Regions from separate parts of the Homo sapiens genome. Here region 2 is linked to region 1. A link is an interaction called in ENCODE POLR2A ChIA-PET data of the cell type or tissue named here. Cell type or tissue: GM12878. All regions are shown on one strand. Each heading gives the region's core, and the rest is flanking DNA. Links, peaks and the distances in the headings are about the cores only.

Region 1 (4,920 bases), core at 416-4,415:
GGTAGCAGCTCAAGGTCTTGATAGTGGCTCAATGGCATACACATAACAGGTTAAATCAGTGGTTCACCTGTGTGTAGCATCTGTTAACCATCTATGCTGTTTATGTTCCATAAATATGCACCAACCCCTTAGTCTATTCTCTTTACTTATACCTACCTCAAAGCCAGGCATCTGATTACTTGTTTAGACTAACGTAGATGAATAATCCAAACATACGTTTAAAATGACCCCCACATGTGCCAAAAAGGCTTCAGGGTACCCTGGGGTTCTACAGAACACAAATGGAAAAAACATCCTACAAACACTAGTCTCAAAAGTGAATGACAGCTTCAAATAATTTAAAGCCACAATTACCAGATATAATAGGGAGATATGTGGAAAGTCTACCGCATCATTATCACATAAAGCATCAAAGAGGAAACAAACATCTTTTTTTTTTCTTTTTTTTTGAGATGGCATTTCACTCTTGTTGCCCAGGCTGGAGTGCAATGGCGCAATCTCGGCTCACTGCAACCTCACCTCCTGGGTTCAAGCAATTCTCCTGCCTCAGCCTCCCAAGTAGCTGGAATTACAGGCATGCGCCACTATGCCCAGCTAATTTTGTATTTTTAGTAGAGATGGGGTTTCTCCATGTTGGTCAGGCTGGTCGCGAACTCCCGACCTCAGGTGATCCGCCTGCCTCGGCCTCCCAAAGTGCTGGGATTACAGGCATGGGCCACCACGCCCGGCCATAACAAACATCTTTTAATCACATGTTGAGGGCTGGTCTTGTAACTCTAATGAGGGGTCCTTAACCTTTTCTTTTTCTTTCTTTTCTCTCTTTTTTTTTTTTTTGAGATGGAGTTTTCCTCTTATTGCCCAGTCTAGAGTGCAGTGGTGCGATCTCGGCTCACTGCAACCTCTCCTCCTGGGTTCAAGCGATTCTCTTGACTCAGCCTCCTGAGTAGCTGGGATTACAGGTGCCCGCCACCATGCCCAGCTAATGTTTGTATTTTTAGGAGAGACACGATTTCACCATGTTGGCTAGGCTGGCTTCAAACTCCTGACCTCAAGTGATCTATCCACCTAGGCCTCCCAAAGTGCTGGGATTACAGGTGTGAACCACTGCGCCCAGCCTCCTTAACCCTTTCAATGCCAGGGTCCCTTTGGCAGTCTGGAGAAGTCAGAGGACCCCTTCTCAGAGCAATGCTTTAATGCATAATACACATCGTTTTTAAAAGGAAACAATTTATAATAATAAAGCCACAGTACTACTCCTGACACTTCCTGTCTTCTTCCCCTGCTTAGTTTTTTCTACCCAGCATTTGTCCCTACTGAATTCACTATATACTGCCCTTTATTTGTGTTATCTTATTTAGTATATGTCTCCCCAACTAGAATCTGAGTTGTTTTTTTTTTTGTTTTTGAGATGGAGTCTCACTTGGTCACCCAGGCTGGAGTGCAGTTGCACGATCTTAGCTCACTGCAAACTCCACCTCCCAGGCTCAAGTGATCCTCTCACCCCAGTCTTATGAGTAGCTGGGACCACAGACACACACCACCACGCCTGGCTAATATCTTGTATTTTTGGTAGAGATGTGATTTCAACATGTTGCCCAGGCTGGTCTTGAACTCCTGAGCTCAAGTAATCCACCTGCCTCAGCCAAAGTGCTGGGATTACAGGCGTGAGCCACTGTGCCCAGCTAGAATCTAAGTTCTATGAAGGCAGAGATGTTCATCTATTTTGTTCACCACTCTATTTCCAAAAAGCTAGAAAACTGCCTGGTATAGAATAGTTGCTCGTAAGCATTTGTGGGATTATTAAATGAACTTTATGTCTCATAAGAGCTGTTTTCTAGCATTAATCAAAGGCAGTTCTTCTAGGTTCTCACAACCTTAGGAAAGATAATATGTAATACTTCGTATTTACAAACAGCTTTTGGTGAGCACTGGAACCCTTTTGTAGACAGTCTCATTCAACCACAGTAGACCTAATATCTAACGACTGAGGGCAAAGAAGGGATGTGAGATGAGCAGTCAAATGCTTTCAGGCCAGAGAACAAAATAGATGACCCAGGCCCCTGCTTATTCGCTCTGCCCTTTGCCCCTGGAGCTTTAGCTGCTTTGCTTAGAGGACAGTCTCTCCCTCACTGAAGATACCTAATTGCACATTAGCAATAGGAAGGTTTCACTGGACCCAACCAGACTCATTCATAACAAATAGCGACACATTCCTTTGCAACAAGGTTCTAGGATTTCCAACTTCTTGCCAAGGCAATTCTTAAATAGAGGAAATGGCTTTCTTTTCAAATTCATCTTAATCACAATAAGTTAAAAGGTTAACAAGAATTTAAAACCCTCAGATATGACAGCTGCCTATATTATTTGTCTAAGAGGAAGAAAGCTTAAAGTCAAGATAACTGAAACCGCCAGAGAACAAAATAATCTCTAACAACTGCAACGCCTTCGTGCTTTAAGCGTACTTGTAACAAATTGAAAAGGAAAACCAGAAACCAAAAAAAGAAGGGGAGGAGGGAAGGTGAGGTTAATACCGAGGTCAGCTAATACGAAAGAAAAACAGGGTCTCAGGCTGTCTCATAACTAAACATGCAGGCAAAACCTAACAGGAAGGCAATTTTGGTCCTTCTTGGGTAGCTAAGACAAATGTCAGCCTGCTCTGCAGTCCCACTATTTGCTGAAAAGCAGGGCTGAAGAAATATACTTACCTCATGTGGGGTTTTGAAAGATTCAAATCCATCTACCTGAAATATAACTAATTCTGCTTAAACATCAGAATTTTCCATATTTGTGCATCTCCATATACAGGGCAAGGAGATGGAAAGACAGGTTTCTTGCTTGTTTTAAATATTTTGAGTGCTAATAAACCAGCAACTGCTGGTCACCAGTAGAGGCTGGTAGAAAGTTCCACAGAAATTAGTGTATTAGCAGGATTTCAAACTGAAAAAGGGAGAGAGAAAAAACATTTTTCACAAATGCTTGGCTCCAGCTCCATGGGAAAACATTAATTTAAAGCACTCATTATAACCAACTGCTGATCATGTTACAACCAAAGGTCACTGTTCTAGTTTTTTTTTTTTTTTTTTTTTGAGATAGGGTCTCGCTCTATTACCTGGGCTGGAGTGCAGTGGCACAATCACAGCTCACTGCAGCCTTGACCTCCCAGGCTCAAGCAATCCTCCCACCGCAGCCTCCCAAGTAGCTGGGACCACAGCCATGAGCCAGCATGCCCGGCTAATTTTTGTATTTTTTTTTTGTAGAGATGGGGTCTCCCTATGTTACCCAGGCTGGTCTCTGACTCCTGGGTGCAAATGATCCTCCCACCTCAGCCTACTAAAGTGCTGGGATTACAAGTGTGAGCCACCACACCTGGCTTATGGTTCTAGTTCTAATCCTTAGAGATGTATGCTTCTTTTGAATGAGGTATACAAACTGTAAGAAAATTATGTAACCACTTATAGTGCTTTTGGTTTATAATCATACCTAAAAAGAAAGCCCTGAAGACACAATGCTAATGAAGTCCGCAGTCACAGAGAACTTACATTCAACTTTTTCTTCTGAAACAAAGTTTTCAGTGTAGTTCTAACATTACAGTATCAGTGAGGCACTTCCCACCCTAATAAGCTTTTTTAAAAGCTAGAATAATTATATAACTAAATAAGAAATGAAAGACCCTAAAAACACAAATTATTTGCATTTTCTAAATTCATTTTTTGACTATTAGAGTGAAAATTAGAAATAAATGTCCATTTAGTAGGATTAGTTAAATAAACTGTGTTTTCTCTATTCTATGGCATACTAAGCAGCCATTAAAAAGTATGAGATAGGCCTGTAAGTACAAAAACAGAAAAATCCCCAAGGTACTTTTTTTTTTTTTTTTGAGGCGGAGTCTTGCTCTGTCGCCCAGGCTGGAGTGCAGTGGTGGGATCTCAGCTCACTGCAACCTCTGCCTCCTGGGTTCATGCCATTTCCCTGCCTCAGCCTCCCGAGTAGCTGTGACTATAGGCGTCCGCCACTACTCCCGGCTAATTTTTTGTATTTTTAGTAGAGACGGGGTTTCACCGTGTTAGCCAGGATGGTCTCGATCTCTTGACCTTGTGATCCGCCCGCCTCGGCCTCCCAAAGTGCTGGGATTACAGGCGTGAGACACCGCACCCAGCCCCCAAGATACGTTTTTATGTGAAAAAAAAACAAGCTGAACAACTCATAGTGATTCTGCTTACGTAAACAATGTCTATGTATCTGTACACATGTCCTATGTCAATGCTTAGGAAAAGATCTGGAAGAATGTCTGCCGAACTCTTAATCGTATTTTTGTCTGGGGAGGTGGAGAGATGCAAAAGAGCTTCAGTGGCACTTTCACATCATACCCTATGTGTTTGCTTGAGTACTTTATGAGGCTGTGGTCATATATCACTTGCAAAATAATGTATTAATAAAGGAAGAAAGGACTGGGTGATTCTGTGAACTAAAGGGAGGAAAAATAAAAGATGAAAATTAGACTTGATACTAAATAAAGTATATTAATGTCAGAGCAAGAGTTTGATCACGAGACAGTCAACTATTCATCAAATCTCTATACAGCTTTCAGTTCAGCTGCTGTATTAACAGGAACAGGAGGAATCCTAAACATAAAGACTACAACTTCTGAAGAGGAAGTCTGATCAAAGTATACAAGTCATCATACCGAAAGGAACTGAGAGTTTAAAATATACTCTTATGTCTTCTTGTCAAACTACATGTGCTGCAAACATTTTTTTTCCTTGCTTGTTACGTTGTAAAAGTATCTGTTTGGAGATACTTAGTCTTTGAGGTGGAGACCCAACTAGCCTTGATGGTAAGTAAGTTCCAATAGCATATCTGAAGATAACCAATAACCCTGCAATTAGAAAGATGTTTTGCCAACTAGAGATTGAGGACAAG
Region 2 (4,407 bases), core at 1-4,000, 200 kb before region 1:
TGGGGGCTGGGGCTCAGGGTAACTCAAGGGGACTGCCAACCCCTGGTTTGTGGGTGCTCTTGGAGGCATTCCTCCGCTTGCTCCGGGGAGGAGGCTGGGATGGGAAAGGCCGGGAACCTGGGAGAGATCCCATGCTAACTGCTTGGACAGCCGCAGGAGCAAGGCCTCCTTTTGCCAGGGCCGCACGTTGCTCTTGTCCATGTTGGCTGGGGGTGGTGGGGGACAGACAGAGCTCAGCAGACCTGAGCTTGAGCGAGGGCTCCGGCTGCTCAGGACTGAAGTGTCCCAGGAACTGGAGGGCCTGGTCAAAGATCACAGCCTGGTGGGAGTGACCTCCCTCATTTCGTGCTCACTGCCTTGGGGGGCGGGGGTGAGACCTGGGGAGGGGAGGCGCCAGTTCCCACCGCCTCTGTAATTTTTCAGTTACAGCCTCTTGGGGGCCTCTAATTAGGACGGGGCAGAGCCGCCACGACCACCCGGGCAGGCGAGGAGGAGTGGCCCAGCGCCCCCTTCGGGCCTGGACCTGAGCTGGAAGGCTGAGCTGGGCCCCAGGGAACCAGGAAAGGAGGGGCCGGAGCTGGGGATGAACCAGGGGGTCGCGGAGGGGGCGGAGGGAACGCTACGCACCGCCCCCGGTCCCCGCTCTCACGTTCCCCTAACTCAAACCAGACGTCCCCGCCAGATCCTGCACAGCTTTAACCTCGGAGACGCCGTCGGGCAGGTTTGCTGGATGCCAATGAGGGTTGCGAGGCGGCCCAGACGGCTGAGTCTGGGAAGGAGGTGAGGAAGCCTGGGGAGCGACAAGGCCTGCAGAGACGGGATGGTCTGGAGTCCCCTCCGTGACCTCGGGTAGGGATCTAGAGCGCCTCGAGGGCAGGAAACAGTTAAATACACTGCAGTCGGAGGCGGGGGATGGGAGTGGGGAAGGGGGCCCAGAGCCGGCTCTTTGTCATCTGGTAATGAGCACCAGATGCGGAGCTGCGTGCGGGCCTAAACAGACGGCCTCCCAGGGCAGAGCCCCGGCCTGCGCCCAGCCCGGGCTCAGCCCACTTACTCGCAGGCCCCGCCTCATTCGGGCGCGGCGGCGAACTGCATACTCCAGCGGTATCAGCCCGGACCTGGGAGCTACGAGCCACGCCTACTCGCTGCAGAACAGAAGAGAGCCCCCGGGAGCTCTCCAGAGGCCCCGCCCACAAAGCCACAAGCCCCGCCCCTGCCAACTCAAAGATTCCAGCAGCGATTGTGCCCGCCCCCTGCCCTCTTGGCCCCGCCCAGTCCCCCGCCCACAACCTACAAGCCCCACCTCCTCCGCTCGGCGCGCGCAGATTGGCGGAACTATTAGTCTCGGCTTCTAGGAGGTATGAACTTCGCCCCGAGTTTACACATTCTCTTCACGCGGCGCTACAGGCCCCGCCCAACACAACTGCAAGCTTCGCCTCACAGAGCCCTGGACACTGCAGGGAATCCCTCAGAGGTCTTAACTCTGTTGGGGGATGATGTAAACTCCGCCCTCCAGGGAAACGTGTGAAGTTCCCCTCAACCTCCTCTTCAGGCTCCGTCCCCAGCTACAAGCTCCGCCCCCTCTCAAGCTCACAAAAGTGGAAGAACTGCGCCCTCGTAGGACTGTCACACCTCACACATCGAGCGGAGGTAGCGGTTCACCTACACGGAGCCCCGCCCCCGGGGCCGCCCACGAAAGATGCAAGCCACGCCCCTGGGGGCCCTGGAGTCCCGCCCACCCAGAGCGCCCTGGCTGCGGCGTAGCGCACAAATACGGCTCTGCGAAGAGCGCTACCGAGCGAGCCTCTTATCGCACGCCCCGCCCACACTCAGGCTCACCCTCTTGGCGCAAGCACCGCCCACTCCACCCCTGGGTCCCTTACCACCTTCGCGATATGCCCAGATCCACCAGTCCTCCGAACCCCTCATCTCTCACCACGATGCCCTTGAACCTGGCCCTGGAGCCCTCTTCTTCCTCCACCTACGGTTTCCGTTTGTCCAGATTTCGGGTTCTCTGGGCGAGCCCGGAGACTGGGCCCGGACAGCCGGGCAGATGGCGTCGATGGGCCTTTGGCGCCACCTGGCCTCGGCCCCACGGACTTACAGCCACCGCGAGGCCTCGGTAGGGCCTCTCTCTCAAAGCGTACTAATTGCTCAGTAAATAGAAATAGCTGCTTAATTCGTTAAATGTTAGTGTTACTTAAATATCTGCCGACTCCCCCCACGGGACAGCCCATCCTTTCGCAGATGCCTTTCGTCGTATGTGGAAATTCGTCCCTAAGGGAGCTTCGCACTGGCCCTCGAGCCACCCTATGAGCTGAGCGCCCCTGACAATCTCTAAAGTGGCTGGCTGGTCGAACTCTTGCTGTCTCTCCCCGACAAATCCTTTCGCCTGGAGGGCGAAAGCATCGCCTCTCATCTGGCGGCCTAGAATTCCTAGGACCAGGTTTCCCCCGCCCCCACCTAGTGCTCCAAAGGCTAGACACCTTCCCTGGGGGCTGTGTTGCGAAGGGGTGGGTTTGGGCGGGGAAGCCCTCAATTAGGAGCTGAAGGTCGTAGTTTTTAGGGACAGTGTCTCAAGGGAGACCCTATCTCAGCTCTCATCTCTACCTCTGAAAATAACAGCCTGGAGGGCAGGAGACGCTGAAGTTCAGGGCTAGGAACCCAGTAAAATATTTTTCAAACATTAGTGGGACAGACAGGGAGCAACCCTTGAGGAGGAAGGGAGTTGACACCACTGAGCTCCAGTTGGGCCCTTTGCTTCCTGCCTTAGCTGCCAACCTTGCCCTTACCCACCTCCGGGCAAATCAGGCCTGGGGAGAGGGATACTTTCCAGACCAGGTTCCAATGCTCGTGCACTAGCCATTACAAATGTAAATAGGGTTTAGCGCTAAATACTGACGATAATAATAGTGAATGCTTGAAGCACTTCTGTTTTGTTTTTGTTTTTGTTTTTTGTTTTTGTTTTTGTTTTTTCGAGACGGAGTTTCTCTCTTGTTGCTCAGGCTGGAGTGCAATAGCGCCATCTCGGCTCACTGCAACCTCCGCCTCCCAGGTTCAAGCGATTCTCCTGCCGCAGCCTCCCAAGTAGCTGGGATTACAGGCACCCACAACCACGCCCGGCTAATTTTTGTATTTTTAATACAGACGGGGTTTCACTATGTTGGTCAGGCTGGTTTCGAACTCTTCGCCTCAGGTGATCCACCCACCTCAGCCTCCCGAAGTGCTGGGATTACAGGCATGAGCCACCATGCCCAGCCTTGAAGCACTTCTTACATGCCCGGTCCTTTTTTAAGGGCTTTACTTGGCTTAATCCATGTAAGATTCATAACAACCTCCAAGAAGTAAGTGCCGTTCTTACCACAATTTACAGAGTAGGAAGCTGAAGGCACTTGCCTAACTGCATTAAGCCATCTGCCCTAGTTGACCAACTAGTAAGTGGGGGTTTGAACCCAGGCAGATCCTGTGATCTTTACCCCCTACAGCAAAGCCAGTCCATATGTGATAGCCAAGTCTCTAATCAGAAAATGCCCACACCTGGCCAGACGCGGTGACTCACGCCTGTAATCCCAGCACTTCGGGAGGCTGAGGCGTGGGGAATGACTTAAGGTCAGGAGTTCGAGGCCAGCCTGGCCAACATGGCGAAACCATGTCTCTACTAAAAATACAAAAATTAGCCAGGCATGGTGAGGGTACCTGTAATCCCAGCTACTCAGGAGGCTGAGGCAGGAGAATCGCTTGAACCCAGAAGGTGGAGGTTGCAGTGAGCTGCACTCCAGCCTGGGTGACGAGTGAAACTCTGTTTAAAAAAAGAAAAGAAAAGAAAATGCCCACACCCTGGGAAACTCACTTTTAAGGGTGAGGCTGCAAGACGCAGACTCTCAGAGAGGCTGACGGCACTGAGATTGACCAGAGAGATTGAAGCCTTCTTCCCCCAAGGAGAGTTTGTCGTCTGTGGCTTTGGCAGGTGATGCTGGTAAATAAAGCATTTGCTGGGATCGTGGGATCTGGACCATGTGCCCAGGCGAGGTGCGGCCTTGGGGCATCTGTTGGCTCATGTGTTAGCCTGGTTTCAGTGAGTCCAGTGATTTTTCTGGGAGGCCAACTAGCACAGTGGTAAGAGCTAGCACTCTGCATCAGCCTTGTTTGCATGCCAGCTCCACTGCTTAATGGCTGGGGGAGCTCAGGGACATTCCTTTATTGCTCTATGTTTGCCTCCTCATTTGAAAAGCAGAGATACTATAGAGGAGGAAGGATTCTATATGAGGAAAACTAAGGTTTCCTGCTTGAAGCCTATGAGTATCTTCAGGATGGTGCAGGAAGCTGCTATCAAAGACACCATCTGCTTTAGCTGGCTCTGGGGATCCCTGAAGACAGAGTCCAGAAACTGATCACGGGGAGAGCTGA

What was found. Peaks named below come from ENCODE experiments on the same cell type or tissue, not always from the same donor. Only the 100,000 strongest peaks of a DNase experiment are listed, where the experiment ranks them.
Region 2: POLR2A ChIA-PET joins it to region 1 with 6 read pairs; 6 of 35 experiments call an interaction of 5 or more read pairs at or near these places.

The regions. Positions count from the first base shown.
Region 1 is chr11:66,113,375-66,118,294 of GRCh38, reverse strand. The region is part of intron 1 of PACS1 (phosphofurin acidic cluster sorting protein 1); the gene reads right to left. Among named protein-coding and RNA genes, the nearest start is that of PACS1, 46 kb to the right of the region's middle. RefSeq lists an enhancer at 4,876-4,920. In GM12878, for the core only: no CTCF peak of the experiment used is centred there; a DNase peak (open chromatin) is centred at 2,524; H3K4me3 peaks cover 2,224 bases; H3K27ac peaks cover 3,683 bases.
Region 2 is chr11:66,309,640-66,314,046 of GRCh38, reverse strand. No RefSeq gene overlaps it. Among named protein-coding and RNA genes, the nearest start is that of CD248, 5.2 kb to the left of the region's middle. RefSeq lists a silencer at 1,597-1,846. In GM12878, for the core only: a CTCF peak has its summit at 2,078; a DNase peak (open chromatin) is centred at 1,676; H3K4me3 peaks cover 1,538 bases; H3K27ac peaks cover 704 bases.